Regions from separate parts of the Homo sapiens genome. Here region 1 is linked to region 2. Evidence: read pairs that join two places in POLR2A ChIA-PET (ENCODE). Cell type or tissue: PC-9. All regions are shown on one strand. Each heading gives the region's core, and the rest is flanking DNA. Links, peaks and the distances in the headings are about the cores only.

Region 1 (8,346 bases), core at 184-8,183, 120 kb before region 2:
TATCTAGGTAGCTTACTTTGTGTTTGTCATTCTTGTTTGTTTCAAAATTATAGATAATATTTACGAAGCTTGAGTCTGCGTATCTACACTTTGCCTTTATGTTTGCTAAGGTTCCAATCCTTCTTTACCTACTTGTTGCATTTTTTTAAGCTGGCATAAATAGCAAAATTGTTTAAATGTTTGCTTCTAAAGACTTTAAGACACTCTGACTTGACCCACTGTATTCCAGCTGCTTTCTCTGCAAACAGTGTAGCAGTTCTGTGACAGAGCACAGAGAGAGCCCTTGAATATCAATGGCCACTTTACACTCCTAGCTCTTTGCTTCTCTTCTTTTCATTAGAAAGATGCTTCAAGATGATACTATAGGACCTGGCTGAGAAATCTGTAGCCAGTCTAGCCTTCTTACATGGCCAACTGTTGTTGCTTTTATATGATTTCTTTATATTCATATCTTATCATTTAGTCACGTAAGTTTTCATGTTATTGGATAGAAAGTGCCCTAGGTAGAAGATTCTGAGAAAAAGAAGAGGTCTCCGTGAAATCACTGGTTTTATTCTGAATTTCTCTGGTGGTGGCTGAGATTTGACCTCATTATTTCACCAACAGAATACTATATATCATGTTGACCTTGTGATGGAACTGTGTGTTTCACGCTGAATAAGTAGCTATTCCTCCCAGAGCCTACACAATATTTCTCTGCTAGCAATAGACAAAGAAAAATAGGAAAGGAAAAAAAATTGGTTTTCTTGCCCTTTTTTTAAAAAAAGAGCTAAAGTTTTAGTTGCCCATAATTAGAATGTGAGCCCAGAATTTATTGCAACTAGTTAATAAACTGACAATTTTCTGCTAAATTAGTGGAAGTAACATTAAAACTTAGACAACAGAAGAAAATACAGTTGAGTTTTCCACTGATCAATAATATCTGGAGTATTTTTTAATTATTTCCATTTTTTTCCTGAAATTCCTGAGCTTCAGTGATTTTTTAACTTGAGGCATTACCTTTTAAAAAGAATCTTGAGAAATTTCATATCAAAAAAAAAAGATTGTAGAGACCTCAAGGGGCCCAGAAATCTAAATCATGTTAAGAAATGTGATTACACTCAAGATGAAAAGCACTAATAGTAATATCAATAATATTAATGACCTCCAATTTTAAAAACTCTATAAGAGGATAATGTTCACATTTCTCCAGAAGGAAAAAAATAAAGGCCCTGAATGATTGCAAGAGAGAAGAAAGGTTATTTTTGTTCTACACCAGAAGAGAGTATTTAAACATCTAGTTGTCCTGTAACATAATGGGAAACTTGGAAAATATTGGACTCTTATGCCACATAGTAACTATGTGTGGATTTCTTCTCAAAGGATCCTTTGATCCTTTAATTGAAATTTACTATTTTACTCCTTAATGATTCAAGAACACAATTATAGATATTGACCGTAAAACTACACAATTAAATTAAAAGATGGATAATAGTAACTTGAAACTAATTTTAAAATGTCTTTCTTGCTTATTAACAGATAATGGAGCTTAGTTTACCACTGTCTGCCATAATTTTTCTTCTCTTTTATACCCATCTCCTCCTTTTGATTTGCTTCTCTCAACTTTCTTACTGTCTTTTGTGAGTATTTTAAGGCTCAGGTGAAATAACCATTCTAGGCTCTGCTCCTTAAAGAATATCTTTTTTTTTGTTGTGTGAAGCAAACAGTTTATAGTATGTACTTGAAATGTAACATTTTTCAGTTCTTTTCAGCATCAATCATTCTCTTTGAGTAAGGTTTTTGTTGAGTTCTGTGTTTTGTACAGTGCTGCTGTGTTTGATAGTTTCTTCTTTTGAGCGTTAGATTATCAAGTCATTAGACACTCCTACCTCACACCTCTTGGAACAATAAATAACTAGCATTAACCATCATCCATGATAGCATGAAATAGGCTTACATCGTTAATGTTTATCTTAGGAAATGCCAGTGATAAATTTGTAAGTGAACAACTTAGGACATGTTCTAATATGATACATATATTTAACACAATTTCTACTCAAGCAGTATAGTAGAAAACACAGCTTCAAGGCAATCAAAGGGAAAACCATGAAGAATAATAAAGCTTTTAATTTGGACATATTTTCAGTAATTGAAAAGGAGCATCTTAAATAGCTACATAAGTTTACAATCAAGATAAGGATTGTTTCACAGCTATAGTGTTGTATGGATGCACACTGAAAAATATGGAAAGATATGTCTCTCTCTCTCTCTCTCTCTCTCTCCTCTCTCTCTTTTTCTCTCTCTCGATTACCTCAAGGGGGTTGAATCAAGGAGATAGTGGAGGGAACTTTTATTTTGCACTGTAAATACTATTATACATTTAAAATGTTTGAGTCAACTATATCACTTTCATATTTTTAAAACACTTTTAGAAGGCACAGTCAATATCATATTATTCAATAAAAAGGCAGGAATGCTAATTATGGTACACTTCTGATTCCTAATACTAGTGAGTCCACCTTCTTGATCCTATGCTTATATTTATATTTACTTTATTTATAACTAGACTGCCAATGATGAAAAAAATTGATACTTCCCTTTTATTAGAAATCAAATCCATGTGAAAATTACAGAAGGTCCTATTTATAATAGCAAAAGAAATTTCTTTCATACTAAAGCATTTATTTCACTTCTCTAATATAGTCATTCTTTCATTTCCAAAATTACATGGAAAACTAAACAACAGATGATTGAGTTTAAAGAAATGAAGATAATATAGAAATTAATCATATAAAATAATACAAATAATTGATATGATCTTCCTTGTATAGTAAAAAACATATATTCAAAGTACTTAAATATGGTGATGCCTACTGTGAGAATTCAATATATTTCACCGCAGGAAAAAAAAACTTTATTATATATATCAGCCTTTCTATATAAAGGTATTCTCTTAGAAATCTGCTAAAGAAGCTTATACTGTAGCAAGTATAGATTTCAAAGGCTGAATTGACTAGAACTGTCTATATTGCTAAAGCATGCTTATAAACATTTAATTTTATATACAGTATGGAAATAGTTACTGTTTGAATACTTAATGCATTCCCAAGAAAACATTGAATGTCTAAGAATCTATTAGCCATAATAATTTGTCTGTAAATACAAATTAATTAATAATAGTTCATGTTAAATATTTTGATAATTTCTGTCCCATTGAACAATAATATTGAATAACTTTATGATGTAAAATTCTGTGCCAAGCTGAATTCAATTGACCATTAAAAAAACATAAAACCTGCATATGAAAAAAAGTTTCAACAACAAGATACACTATATAAAATCACGTGAATTTTTACTTGCTCATAATCTAATTTGGCATAAATCTTTGTTAATGCTCTCTTAAACAGTGAGAAAACCAATTATTGATGTTTGAAGATGCTTTCATGAATTTAGCTAAAGTCAGAATTCTGCAAATAAGAATCATTTTATTTAAAAGTTGTTACCAGCTCAGAGAAAAACCATTATAACTATTTCCTATTGTTAATATTGTGTCTAATAGCAGGGGGGTGCTTTGTATTCTTTCTATCAGCAATTCCTCTCACTGCTTTACCTCAAAACCCAGGCCAATAATTCTTTTTTCAGAAATGAAGGGCCTGGTCTTAACTTCACAGAATAATAGGGCCTTGTCTTTCACTTCTCTGGTGATAGTTCACGTGCAGCCGAGAGGTCAGGAATTGAAGCCATTAAAACTGTAGTCTTCTAAATATGGTACTTTGGATTTTGTGGCAATTGGCACAAAATACATATTAGTAATTATAAGTTTATCCAACATCGTTTCCTGGATTAATCTGTATTTTAAAACTTATATATTTTAAAACTCATTCTATAGTTTATACTTTAAAGCCTATTCTATAGTTTTATAGAATATTCAGTTATAATTAATTTCTATTATCTTATTTTAAATTAAACTAATTTAGATGAATTCAATCAGTTTAAATAACATGTTTTTGAGTGAAATTTTGTACTGATACTTTCATAACTGAAACTGTTATCAAACTCCTGGACCTGGTGGGAATAATGCCTCTAGGCCAACATAGATTGGAGGAGTTCTCTTAATAGGTTGTTCATAATTATTTACTCCAGTTATAAGAAAGACATTGTCTGCTTACATCATTCCTTATGTACAATACTTTATCCATGCCATTTTTATGATGTTGTATACTAGGTGATAATAATAGCATTGAGAATTTAATGTGGTACCCATCAAGAATACTTCTAGCTTCCAAGTCAATCTCTAAAAGTCAAACCTTTAGATTGGGCTATCATATTAATACAAATTCATAGATTGAGAATCAATTTATCTGAAATAAGTATTTTATTATTTTTAGCACTTGCACTTGCTTGAACTACTCTAAAAAAGATAAAGTTGTAACTTAATAAGAGAATTGTGTTGTAGTAACTAGTAGCTTTCAATATTCACATGTCATTTAGCAAATGAGAATGAAAAATTAACTCTTCCATTGATATGCTGCTTTACTCCTTTATAAAACAATATTTGGGAAATTTGACAGAGTTTTGCTACAGTTGCTGTATGTATTTTTTGTAAAGATTTCTTCGTGTGTGTGTGTGTATGTGTAAACATCATGGTTACTCATAAAGCTCTGGGTGAGAAAAACCTATTTGCGTTATGATCACTTATATGATCATAATGACAATGAATTCATTATTCCATGTGTAAGTCTGCCATGTTTAATTTTCTTCGATCTTTGTTTCAGAGTTTGCATGTGGTGCTTACTTTAGTAGCCACTTTCTTGACATTATAAATAATACTGTTTGATCTTTTCTACTATATACTAAAATGTTATATACAAAATGGGTGGTGTTGGTATGGTCATTGGCATTTTGATTTCAAAACCGTATTTGATTTTGTGGTCTTGATCAAAGAACTTCTATCTATATCATCCTGCTACATATATTTAAATTCAAGAGATAATAAAAAATACATTTGGACTTTATCTTGCACTTATCTTTTTAAAAAATTTTAACTATCAATAAGTTTTTTGCCAACTATTTGATCTGAGCTTTCAATGATCAGGCATTAGTAATTTGACACTTGTATTATATTGCAAATAGGGTATAGGTTGTCCTCAAATAATGATTGTCAGTGTCCATAAATTTATATTAAAAATTTAAAAAATAAGATGTGGTCAATACTTTCCAAAAGTGATAGTTAACATCAATATATTACCTTATCTAATTTTGGCCACGTACTTGTTAGTATAATAAACATAATAAAGTTTATTATTTTACAGGATGGTGTAGATAGAAAGATCAAGTATAGATACATTTAAGGTTACTTGACCTCAATATGTGTTTATACATTTTTTATGGCCATCATACTATTAATCTTTTTTCATAATACTTTGCATGAGTCTGATTATTAAATAAGGCTTAAATATCATATTTGAATGAACTCTAAATGAACTACCTGGTGGGGTGGTGAATTCCTTTCTAGAGATTAAACCGGTCAAGCTCCTCAGAGTGCAGCACAGTTGATAACCCTTTGCCTGGAGAAGGAGAAGAAGCAGAGGCTGAACCTATGAATTCCGATGAGCCAGAGGCCTGTTTCACAGATGGTAAGACAAAAATTGAGACCTTGGTTAGCATTCCTTAATTAGTGTTCTGGGGTTTGTCTTAACGCCTAATACTTACCAGAGGTTGTCGGTAAGTCAGAAGACTCCATTCCATGCTGATTCAGCTATAGCTGTATGATGATTAAGGGCAAGTCACTAGAGCTCTCTAAGCTTGAGTTTCCACATCTATGGCACTTGACTAACAGTAATTTCCTATCACTGTATGTTAGACTGTAAGCATGCTACTACTTCTTATTTTAGAGCCTTAATTCGTATTCCCAGATCAATGGAACCACCAGAATACAAGTTAATGAAAGAGTCTGTACTCTGGTCCTTTTAATCAAAAATGGAATCTACTCACTAACTCTCAGAAAACTGTTTGATACTGTTGACTACAGTCTCTCTCAAAATTCTTCCTTTCCTTAGTTTCAGAGGCCATAGTCTACCTTTGGTCTTTTATTTGTCTTAGAGTTCTGAGTTCCTCTCTCTATTTCTTTAATGAGTATTTTTTCTGCACATCCTGTAAATAATGATTTCTCCCCACATGTTCAATCTTCAGTTATCTTTTCTTATTCTGAAGCTCTGAGGTGTTTCATGCATGCCTGTGGCTTGAAAAGCCATTTCTGTGCTATTGACTCTTAACATCAATGTCTTTACCTCTAACCTCACTCTTGAGTCCCAGATCTGCTTACAATTCCCCATTGGTCATCACCATCTGTTGTTTGTAAAACATTCCAAGTTTAATAAGTTTTTTTTTTTTTGAAAAGCAAAAACAAAAACAAAACTTTAGTATGGTTTACAGCTTCCTCCAGTCTTTATTAGTAACTTCATGATCTACCTTACCCTCAAGCTAAAGACTTTGAGAGACCCTTAAAGTTTTCCTTGCTAGTCACAAGTTCATCAGGAACTCTGGAGATAGGGCCCAAGCCCTTAAGAGGATTTGCATGCACACTAAAATGTGAGAATCCTTGGCCTCTAGGGTAAAGTCTGAAGTCCTTAACTTGACATGTAAAGTTCTTTACATTTGGCCTTAGTCTCTTGTTTTGTAACAGTACCTCCTTCTACTCCTGTATGCTTTCTGATATGCTGAATTTCTTACTACTTCTGGAATTTGTCAGGGATAATGCAGTATTGTCTGAACAAGTATTGTATCATCTAGGTAAAAATACAAGCCCAGAGTAGGGCTGCAATGTAATACAGTAATACAAAGTTCAAACTTTGGAGCCTGATAAACATATGTTCTAATTTGCCGACTTATCTGCCTGTGAGAACTTGTGCACAATTTAAAATCTTGTTCTTCAGATATCTCATCTGTAAAATGGGGATATCAGCATCCACATCACAGCGATGCTAAGAGGATCAAATAAGATAATGATTATAAACTTACTAGCACAGTGCCTATCTTCCTTCTTCTACTTTTCTTATTCTTCAAGGATTCTGTTAACAATCTTATACAGAAGTTATGATAGCACAGATGCTAATGACTTATCTAGTCATGGGCTTACCCTCAGCATTAGTATTTTTTGAAAAATCATCGACTTGCTTTCAGTGTCCAAGATTTTCTCAACTGGTTTCTTATAACATTCATGGGTTAAGCAAAATGATTGGAAAATAAAGACATCAGCAAACTACAAAGAGTGCATGGATTTTCTTTAAATACACACCAAATATCATTTTATGTAAGAAGCAAAGGTGTACGACATCCAGTCAATATAAATTTTGTGCTTGCTGAAATTAGTGCTATAAGCAAATGCACAGTTTCCTTTAAAAGTGTCCATGTTACAGAGATTTAAGAATTTCATCAACATGTATGGCCTGCTCCTCAAGAAATTTATTAGCAGTATATAGACTTAAATTTGTATTGATGCTACCAAGATTTTCCCTATTCATTTTATGAATGATCATGACTTAAAATTCTAGGATAACTAGAAAGAAGTTGGGCTTATCAATCAACTTAAAGTTTCAAACCAAAAAATGACTTCAAAAAACTTAAACTCTTACAGAAAGTATTAATACTATGCTATTTCAGACTGTAGGTGCTGTTATAATAAGATATAATACAAAGTTTTTTTAATCCTATAAACATCAATGAAAATACTTTTGTGAATACTCTGAGATTATTCATTGCTTCCAAACTGAGGCCAGTATAGAAGAAATATTATGGAAACACATTTTCCAATGAACCTGGGCTTGGACCATTGAAATTTACTGAGGGAGCATATATCTCTGAGTCACATCCCTTTTATGTGCTCCAGCAGAGACTTCATACAGTCTCTGGATCTGTAGCCTAATAAATTCAGTGAAGCAGCCAATTTGCTTAGCCTTTCAACCGTGTATTCACATAATCATTCTTTATTCCAGTAAACAAATAATTATTAAATACCTGTGTGCCAGGTCCAGTTCCAGGCACTGGAGGGAGATGGAGCTGTGAACAAAACAATACCCCTTGCTGAAGAAACATATCAAGATGTAGCAGGTCAGATAAGTGAAAAGTGCTATGGAGAAGGTATATGGAAAAGAGGAATACCAAGAGTGAGGGGGAAGAACTTACTAGCACATAAATATGCTATCAATGAATGATTGGTCAGAGAAAGCCTGCCTATAAAGGTGGCGTTTCTTCCGTGATGTAAAGAAAATTGAAGGGGGCCGTGCAAATATATGGAGGGAAAGTATTTTAGGCAGAGTAATGAAGGCACATGCCCCAAGGTGAGGATATGCATAACATTTGGGAAAA
Region 2 (8,346 bases), core at 281-8,280:
GATAACTGGCATTCTCTCTCTAAGGATTTTTAAAATACTTTTAATAAAATTTTAAATAGTGTAATGTGTGCCCACAAGCACATTGGTTCTAAAGATACTTCAAAAATACTTCAGAATCAAATCTGTAAGAAAAAAAAATTCAATTATTTATGTTCATTATATTACAAGTGATTTAAAAACTGGTTATCTGTGCATCAAAAAATGCAAGCCTATAGCAGCTCTGATTCAGTGAATTCCAGTTGCGGGGAGGGGAGGAGCCCTCAGATATTTTTATATCATATTTGAAAAAAATGGCTGATTATTATTTTTTTAATTTATGGAATGTATGGACTTTACCAGAGTTTCAAAAGTCCACTTTAGTACCTATAAGATATTTTGAAATCAGTTGGCCAATTCTTGCCATCAAAAAATTGTAACTTTAAACTTGCAGAAAAACTAGTTGGCTCTAGTCCTAAAAGAGAGTTCTTAATTGCAGTTTCTGCATTTATTTGTCTAATAGCAAATAAATTTCACATTCATTTCTGACTCCCTTTCAAAAGGGCAGGTTAATCTCAAAAGGAAATATATGAGTTTATCATTTTCGGCTAGGATATGGTTTCTATTTCTAAAATAGTGGCACAGTGTTGGTGAATGCTTTGTGAGAGCAAGGAATTGGTAGTAGATTTTTGCAGAATGCTGCATTTACCAAAAGAAAAAAAAAAACCACTAGGAAATTGACATCTACAAAAGCAAAGTACTTAAGTAGTAAATTACATTTACCAAGGATCACATCAGTAGTGTGCTTTATCTGATTATTCCAATCAAAAGGGGGCAAAGTCAGGATTTGTAGTGATACAGTGGTCCTGTAGATCTAAAATCTTAAGGTCTGAGTTTAAATCCAAACTCTAGCATTTGCTATCTGTGTTGGGATCACTCCCCGACTTCATCAGAAGACCTGCTAACATCTAGACTTGTCTGTTGTCACCACCATCTCCTTTGGGATACCACCTCAAGGTACTCAAGTTCGCCTCCAGCCTCCAATTCCTTTCCTGCGGTGGGAAGAGAGGGGAGACCCAGCTTCATGTTGCTCAGTGACTATAGATTCCCAAACAAATGACAGGGGAATTTAGAAACATTTCTGCCTTAAAACTCAAATGTCATTTATAACTCTAAACAAGGGAATCTGGAACTCAAAACATAATGATTTGGTCATCACTTTGGGAAATTTTTGGCTAAAAATTAAGAATGGTTTCCTTCTCCTTGGCAGGCATAAAGTTAATTAATAAATTCTCTTCATAAGGCAGCTGGTTAAAGTTTCAGAACTCCACAACTCCAGGAGATACACATTTGAAAGAATATTTTTGATAACCAATTACCTTTATTTTCTATGCAAGAAAATATTAAAGAATATTCAGATACTAATTACACTAATTCCTCAGCCTTCTGATAATGAGATAGTTCTCTCTTTGAACTCTTTCAAGATCTAATGGCATCGAGAGACTCTCCTTTATGTCGTAAAACTAACAGACAAAATTACCTGGCCCAGCTTTTTCCACCTGAGTGACCTCACGCTCTCTTTAATACCCAAAATCTATTGACAGAGATTATGTCCCATTATAATATTCCCTTTTATGTTTTGGCACTGAGCAGTGCAACTGACAGAGCTATAACAAAGTAACAACCACATTCACAGGACAGAGACGGAGTCTTACAGAGACGGAGTCTTACAAAGACTAAATGACATCTTACGCCTTCATTCTCTTTTCCTTGTTAGGAACTCTCATAAAAAAGCCACAGCCATGCCCCCTCAGCCTGTTTAGCAGGTTCATGCATTACAGATTGAAGTATTGTCACCTAGGAAGTAGGCAGCTAATTTTTTCCAGCTTCTGAAACAAGATTACAAAGGGGTTCCTGGAATGGCTAACTTTACCAACGGGGGCAGAGGAAGATTAGTTTTTCATTTTTTGAAGTTGGAAACGTAACAGTGAGAAAGAGACAAAATTATCTCTCAATAAATTAATCTACAAAAAAATAAATAAAATGCAAAGCTGGTTCCACAGGGAGTTTACATTCTGGGAGCCAAATAAGATACATATATAAAACTCTTAGAACAAGGTCAAATGGGATAAGTGTAGTAGTGACATAGGGTAGCACAGAGTTTTGTTTTAATATCTTCTGCTAACTTTAAAAAATAAATATGTGATTTTAAGTGCATATTACACTAATTTAATAAAAATCTCATATTTTGCCTTTATGCTCAGTCTGAAACATGGAAGATTTAAAGTTACTAATACTGTAAAACTGCTTCAGCTCTGACGAATGAAGTATCTGTGTACAGAATGATGAGTTGTTAGTTAATAGTACTCTTTGGGCCATGCTTGGGATATTGGCCTTTTCTAGGAGTCTGTATGAGAATAGTCATTTATCTCCTTATGCTCAATGCTTTCAACTTGTCAAATGACCATGTTTCATAAGATACAACATAAAATTGTTCTATAATTAACAAAAGAAAAAAGAATTCTATCTGCTGAGAAAATAGAAAAGACGTTGGAGAAGAGAGAATATTTGACCCAGACATTTAAAATATCCGCCGAATTTGCTATGTGTAGATGGATGAAAGGTCTGCCAAGAGAAGTGAAGGTTGTGAACAAAGACATGGAGGCGGAAGAAAGGTAGTGTGCACACTGAATGCGTTGTGCCTTTCCATATGACTGACATGTCAATGTAAACTCCACAAAGGGAGGGTTTTGATCTGGTTTGTTTGCCGATGTTACTTAAGTATCTGGAAAAGTGCCTGGCATATATCAGGTGCATGAAGAAGTGAATAAATGAAGTGTCAGATGCCCAGAATATGAATAATACTTGATAGATGCAGTACTGGCAACTTTCTTGAAGCTAATGAAGTGGTTAGGACTCCATAGTTCAACAGAAACCAAGTTCACTTAAGCAAACATGGAGTTTGAGTTTATCATGGGACTCAACATCAAGAAAGTGTTTGGATCTTGAGTAGACTGGAGATGGAAACAGTCTGTCTCTGTCTTTTGTCACTTCTTCCTCCACATCTGTGTGGCTGGCTGCTATTTCAGTATCCTGGTCCACCTGGTCCTGAGTCCCCATGGTGAGGGAAAGCTGACTCCATAGCTGCCAGAATCACATGTAGTGGCTCTCTTTGACCAGGTCAGCTGCGTAGATACCCTCTCTTGCTCCAGTCCTCTGTAGCAAGAGGGTAGGTTTACCACTAAGGATCAGGGGAGAAGAACTATTGGGGGAATTGTTAAGAGCAGACACTCAGAAAAATTGGCACCTATAATATGCAATTAGAATTCATTAAAACATGTGGCCAGGTATGTTCTTATTTTGTGTTTTTACATATCTAATCTCTAAGTACTATTCATATGGAATGTATTATTCTAAAAAAATTGCCTGTTAGTTCATGCAGTTCCCACTCTCTTTTCATCTCTAACATCTTGGCAATCGTTTACCAGTTGTTGATCACCTGTCTCCTCATCTTCTTTCAACTTTGCCCTGACTCTACCAGATACTGGGCAACATCATTTCCCAGACATTGAGTAACTTCAAATGAATGTGTTCATGCTACTCCAACTGGCTTTTGGGAAAGCACTGGATAGAGTTTTTGAGCTGGAACAGGAAATTATCTTACTTAATTTCTTTCTTTTATAGATAAAAAGATGGATCCACAAGATGGACCCATTGGTCCATAATTAAGGGCTAGTAAATGTTTTGTAAACATAGAAATCAAAATTACTTTTCTGTGATTCTAGAACAGGAAAAAATGGTGAACTTTTAGGTATGTTGCAAAGAACAGTGGATTATTCTTTGGGCTCTTGGGACCAACAGCCTTAGTTTTATTGCTTTGCAAGCTATGTGGTCTTGAATAAACCTCAGTAAGGCTCAGAAAGCTTCAGTGTTCTCAAGTATAAATAGGAATAATTATAATATAATAACATTAATAGTATTTATCTCACCATCCTGTAATAAGGAAGAGAAGGATTAAATATTGAAGGTTATATTGATAAATGATAAAACACATGCAATGATTGTAATAAGTGTGTTAGATGGCAAAAGAAAAATAATGAGGATGAAATATTTACTTCCAATGACTAATCTACACATAATCGTGATTTTATGTATGACTGAATGTTTAAGGCTGATTCCATTTTAGAATACAATATATAACATAAAAAGCTCTACTCTCAGTTCCAAGAGTTATAATTAGTTTGGCATGGATTTTTATTGTCTTAGAAAAAACTGATATTCATGGTTTTTATAATTCTATCTTTGGGTAATAGGCAATTGGACTCTCTTTCTATATATATTTGCTTATTAAAATGTGTTATTATAATTAAGCTTTAGGCTGTGTCCACAAGATGGGAAAACATTGGAGTAAAATATAGTAAAACCATAGAAATTGAGAGTGGGTTGAAAGTCTTGTTTAATCTGTAATTACAGATGAAGATAGTAAGAATGTAAATGTCCATAGAAGACTTCAGTGGCTTTGTTAAAGGCATGTGTTCATCAGTGTTGAAGTAAAACTCACATTTTGTGACTCTGAGCTGTTCACTATAATATGAAACCTAATCCTAAAACACAATATTAAAACAGAAAAATGTGAAGCCATAGATCTGTAATAAAGGGCCACCTGATTGTTTCCTGGTGGAATAAAAAGACAGTTTTATTTATAAGATATATCATTTTTATAGATAACAATGATTCATATTAGGAATAAAGTAACAGTTTCAAACTAAAATAATGCTAAAGTTTTTCAAGTACTACTTGAAAATAGCTATATTTACTTTCAAACCTTTTCCTCTTTGAGTCATTAGGTTCATGATATTATATAGCAATAGGGAATGAAAGAGAAGCAAGGAGAAGCAATACTGGGAGATTACAGAGAAGAAAGGAAAAAAGGCTGAGAGAAAAGAGGTTGAGGAAGAAATCATAAATCTGGATTGTGAGAAAGTGTTTAATATTTAGCCACTAGATGGCGATGTAATGTAAGGTGCTGTCTTGACTTTTTTTTTTTTTTTTTGAAACAAGCTATTTGCTGATTTGTATTAGGTACCATAGAGTGAGGCGAGGATGAAGCCGAGAGGATACTGCAGAGGTCTCTGGTGCATGTGTGTATGTGTGCGTTTGTGTGTGTTTGTGTGTCTGTGTGTTCTGCCCCAGTGAGACTGCAGCCCTTGTAAATACTTTGACACCTTTTGCAAGAAGGAATCTGAACAATTGCAACTGAAGGCACATTGTTATCATCTCGTCTTTGGGTGATGCTGTTCCTCACTGCAGATGGATAATTTTCCTTTTAATCAGGTAAGCCATCTAATTGTTTCATCTTGATTTTAAGTTTATTCATTCCAGTTATTCCTTTGGAAAAAGAGTCCATGGAAATTCAGTTTGGGCAGAGCAGGAAGTCCATTTTTGTATGTGTATTCAGACCAACTGTCCCCCTCCTCCCTCTCCTCCTCTTCTCCTCCCCTCCCCTCCCCCCTCCTCTCTCAACCTTCCATGAACTGAAATCAGGTTTGTTTTGCAGTTCAGCATTTTGATAGAAGATGGGATTCTTTGGCCTGAAATAGCTTGGCATCTGGCCAGTTCTTGCCTTTGCTTGCCTTCATCCTATTCAAGGTCCCTTTTGATCCTGTTGAAGCCCCCTCCTTCACTGGTGCTTTGGAAGTGGACTAGCTGGCTGGGAATAGAGGTCATATTGTTCTTAAGGACGGAGCAAAAATTAGATCTCAGTTTTAACTCCACAGGAAGAAAGAAGGCAGCGGGGCTGCTGCTGGAGCCTAGCATTGCAGGGGTATTCAGCTTCCTGAGGCTGAGGCTGGGCTTTTGAGAAGAAATGCCTCATGCCTTGAACAAGGAAGGGGCAATGATTTCCGCCCCCCACCTCTGCCAACTCCTATTGAGCCACACTAAAAAAGAGCTTGAGCAGAGTGGTAAAGAGTCCCCTTTTCTATCCAATGCCAAATAGGAAACATTGACTTACTTTTACTTAGACAGAGGTCACAACCAGCAATGATACTGCAGATACTGCTCAGTTCCTAGTGTGAACCGTCTTGCTTTTCAGAACAGCATAAGAATTATTTCTGAGTGGAGGTGAGGCTTGTCCAAATGTCTTTGCTATCATGGATTTCCTGACTCCTACCTGTTTGAGGTATGTGTTTAAAGACCCGACCCACTTGCTGCATTTACTTCTCATTTCTTTTTGTTCTCTTTGATTACTCACTGGTGATTGTTAACAAATCGGTCTGGAGTGGTGGGTATGTGCTTTTCACCTGTCCAATGCAACAATTAAGTCAAGGCAGGGTATATTACTGTCAATATGTGCATGTGACTAAATATTTCTGAGTGCAGTAGCAAACTTGCAAATTGCCAATTGCTGTTGCTATCACACCTATAAAATGTGTCTTCTTCTTCTATGGATTTACAGGTTCACGTGGTATTTCTGATGCGCTAGTATAGTAACAGAACATATTTCTCCAAAAAGCACTTTAAATCATCCCAAGAGGATGTTGCCAGACAGAAATAGGAAAATTCCATGCTGAGGTTGGTGATTCCTGCTTTAGTTTCTCCTGCCCAGAGAAGTGGGTAGCTTACCTTTCCTATTTGCTGCAATACCTGGCACGCCAGGGTGATGCAACTGGGAGCTTCTGCACGTTCGCGGGGCATCTGACATTCTTCTTTCCCTCAGCTGTGCATTTCAGGAGAATGACTGTGGTGAAAAACTCTTTTAAAACTCTCTTTTATGATTGTTGCTTTTGTAATTGCAATGAAGCAATTACAAAATCACATCTCTCTTCTAGGAGGAGTTTTGCAATTTAGGCCTTCCTTCACAAAGCTCCTGGAAGAGATTTTTAGCTGGTGTCTATTTTAGGAACATAATGTGTAGACAGGAATGAATGGCCACAGAGATTTACGGGAAACCAATTTCTTGGAGAGGGTGAGGTAACATTATAAACCACTAGAACAGAGCACAAGTGGCTGGTTATATCACATGGACCCAGCAATGGAATTAGTTTTCATTAAACTCACTGTAACTCATTTGTGTGGCTGTTTTTCCTCCTTCCTTCACATTGTTTGTCTGTTTTGTTTCAAATATCTATATAGGAGGCCAGGATACCCAGAGTGTTCATACTGGTAACAATAACACATTGGATTTTGCTGCCAATACTAATAGACTTGGTTTACATGCCCCCTCTTGCTGGGAAATGTGCTGTCTGGAGAGTCATTTATTATGGTAATTTCTCTTTAAGACATGGCAGGAGGGATTGTCCATCTATGGGCTGGGGCAAGGCGGGGCACAATTGGAGGCCTAGTTAATTATACAGTATTCAAGAAGGCACTAAGGAGCTCAGTCAGGATTCTGTTGTACCAACCAGAGATACCAGGGGCAACCAGACCGACTAGATACCCAAAGTAAACTCTATCACCACCAACAGAGGAATCCAGTAAGAAACATTCTAGTTCCTTGTATAGAGGGTACTATCAGGGAATCCAGACAATCAGAGAGGGTAAACACAAGAGCACCTCATCTGGGAATTGCTGACGAAGAAGAGAAAATCTGGGGCTTGCTTGGTGTTACCTCTAGGACGTCACCAACCAGGCATTTCTCAAGGGTTTATGTCGGTGTGAGCCTGACAGTGACACACAAAAGCATCCCTCCAAAATTTAGCCTGGGGACCTTGAAAGGTATTGCTTTCTCCCTGGGCAGTTGGAGAGGCTGAACCTACTATTTTCTCCCTGTACTCGCCAAAGGGCACAAAGCCTACTCTCTTCCAGCTACCTCAGAATGGGGAGGGTGGGAGAAACAGATCCCAGAGAAGGATGGGAGAGAATCAGCAATTGAAGGTCCTGTATAGTCACCCTCAGGGTCAATGGGGCTGTGCTCCGTGAGGTTATCACTTCCTTTTTAAATTCTAATTAGTGAATGAAGCATGTTCCACCGCTCAATTGAGATTGCATTAGTTTAGGGTAGGGTGGGAAGAAATTTATTCTCATTGCACTTGTGATCAGAAAAATAAGTTGTGACAGAATTCCCCAAGCTGCCCCAAAGTTTGCTTTTCCAACTTTTAAATTTTGTCCACATTCCTAGATTTCCATTTATTAATTGTTTTATTTATCAAAAACATATAGCATTTACTCTGTGCCAGCCACTATCCTAAGCAGTACTTTGCAAATATGATCTCATTTAATCCTATGAGGTAGATACTATTGTTAATTTTACAGGTGACAAAACCAAGGCACAGTGAGGTTCAATTAACTTGCTGGGTTATACAGTTAGTAAGTGGCAGAATCCAAGCAGTCCAGCCACACCGTGGCCATGGCGTCTGTGTTCTTGATGTT

Evidence for each region. ChIA-PET counts read pairs that join two places held together with the same protein. Peaks named below come from ENCODE experiments on the same cell type or tissue, not always from the same donor. Only the 100,000 strongest peaks of a DNase experiment are listed, where the experiment ranks them.
Region 1: POLR2A ChIA-PET joins it to region 2 with 13 read pairs; 2 of 35 experiments call an interaction of 5 or more read pairs at or near these places.

What each region holds. Positions count from the first base shown.
Region 1 is chr2:166,249,034-166,257,379 of GRCh38, reverse strand. It overlaps SCN9A (sodium voltage-gated channel alpha subunit 9), which reads left to right. Exons shown (of 27, transcript NM_001365536.1): 18 at 5,495-5,615. SCN1A-AS1 (SCN1A and SCN9A antisense RNA 1) reads right to left here. Exons shown (of 12, transcript NR_110260.1): 6 at 7,996-8,037; 7 at 5,468-5,601. Among named protein-coding and RNA genes, the nearest start is that of SCN9A, 120 kb to the left of the region's middle. In PC-9, for the core only: no CTCF peak of the experiment used is centred there; no DNase peak of the experiment used is centred there.
Region 2 is chr2:166,124,735-166,133,080 of GRCh38, reverse strand. SCN1A (sodium voltage-gated channel alpha subunit 1) reads left to right here and starts at 5,061. Exons shown (of 29, transcript NM_001165963.4): 1 at 5,061-5,310; 2 at 6,071-6,157. All of the region lies in intron 2 of SCN1A-AS1 (SCN1A and SCN9A antisense RNA 1), which reads right to left. In PC-9, for the core only: CTCF peaks have their summits at 4,766 and 4,970 (motif pointing right); no DNase peak of the experiment used is centred there.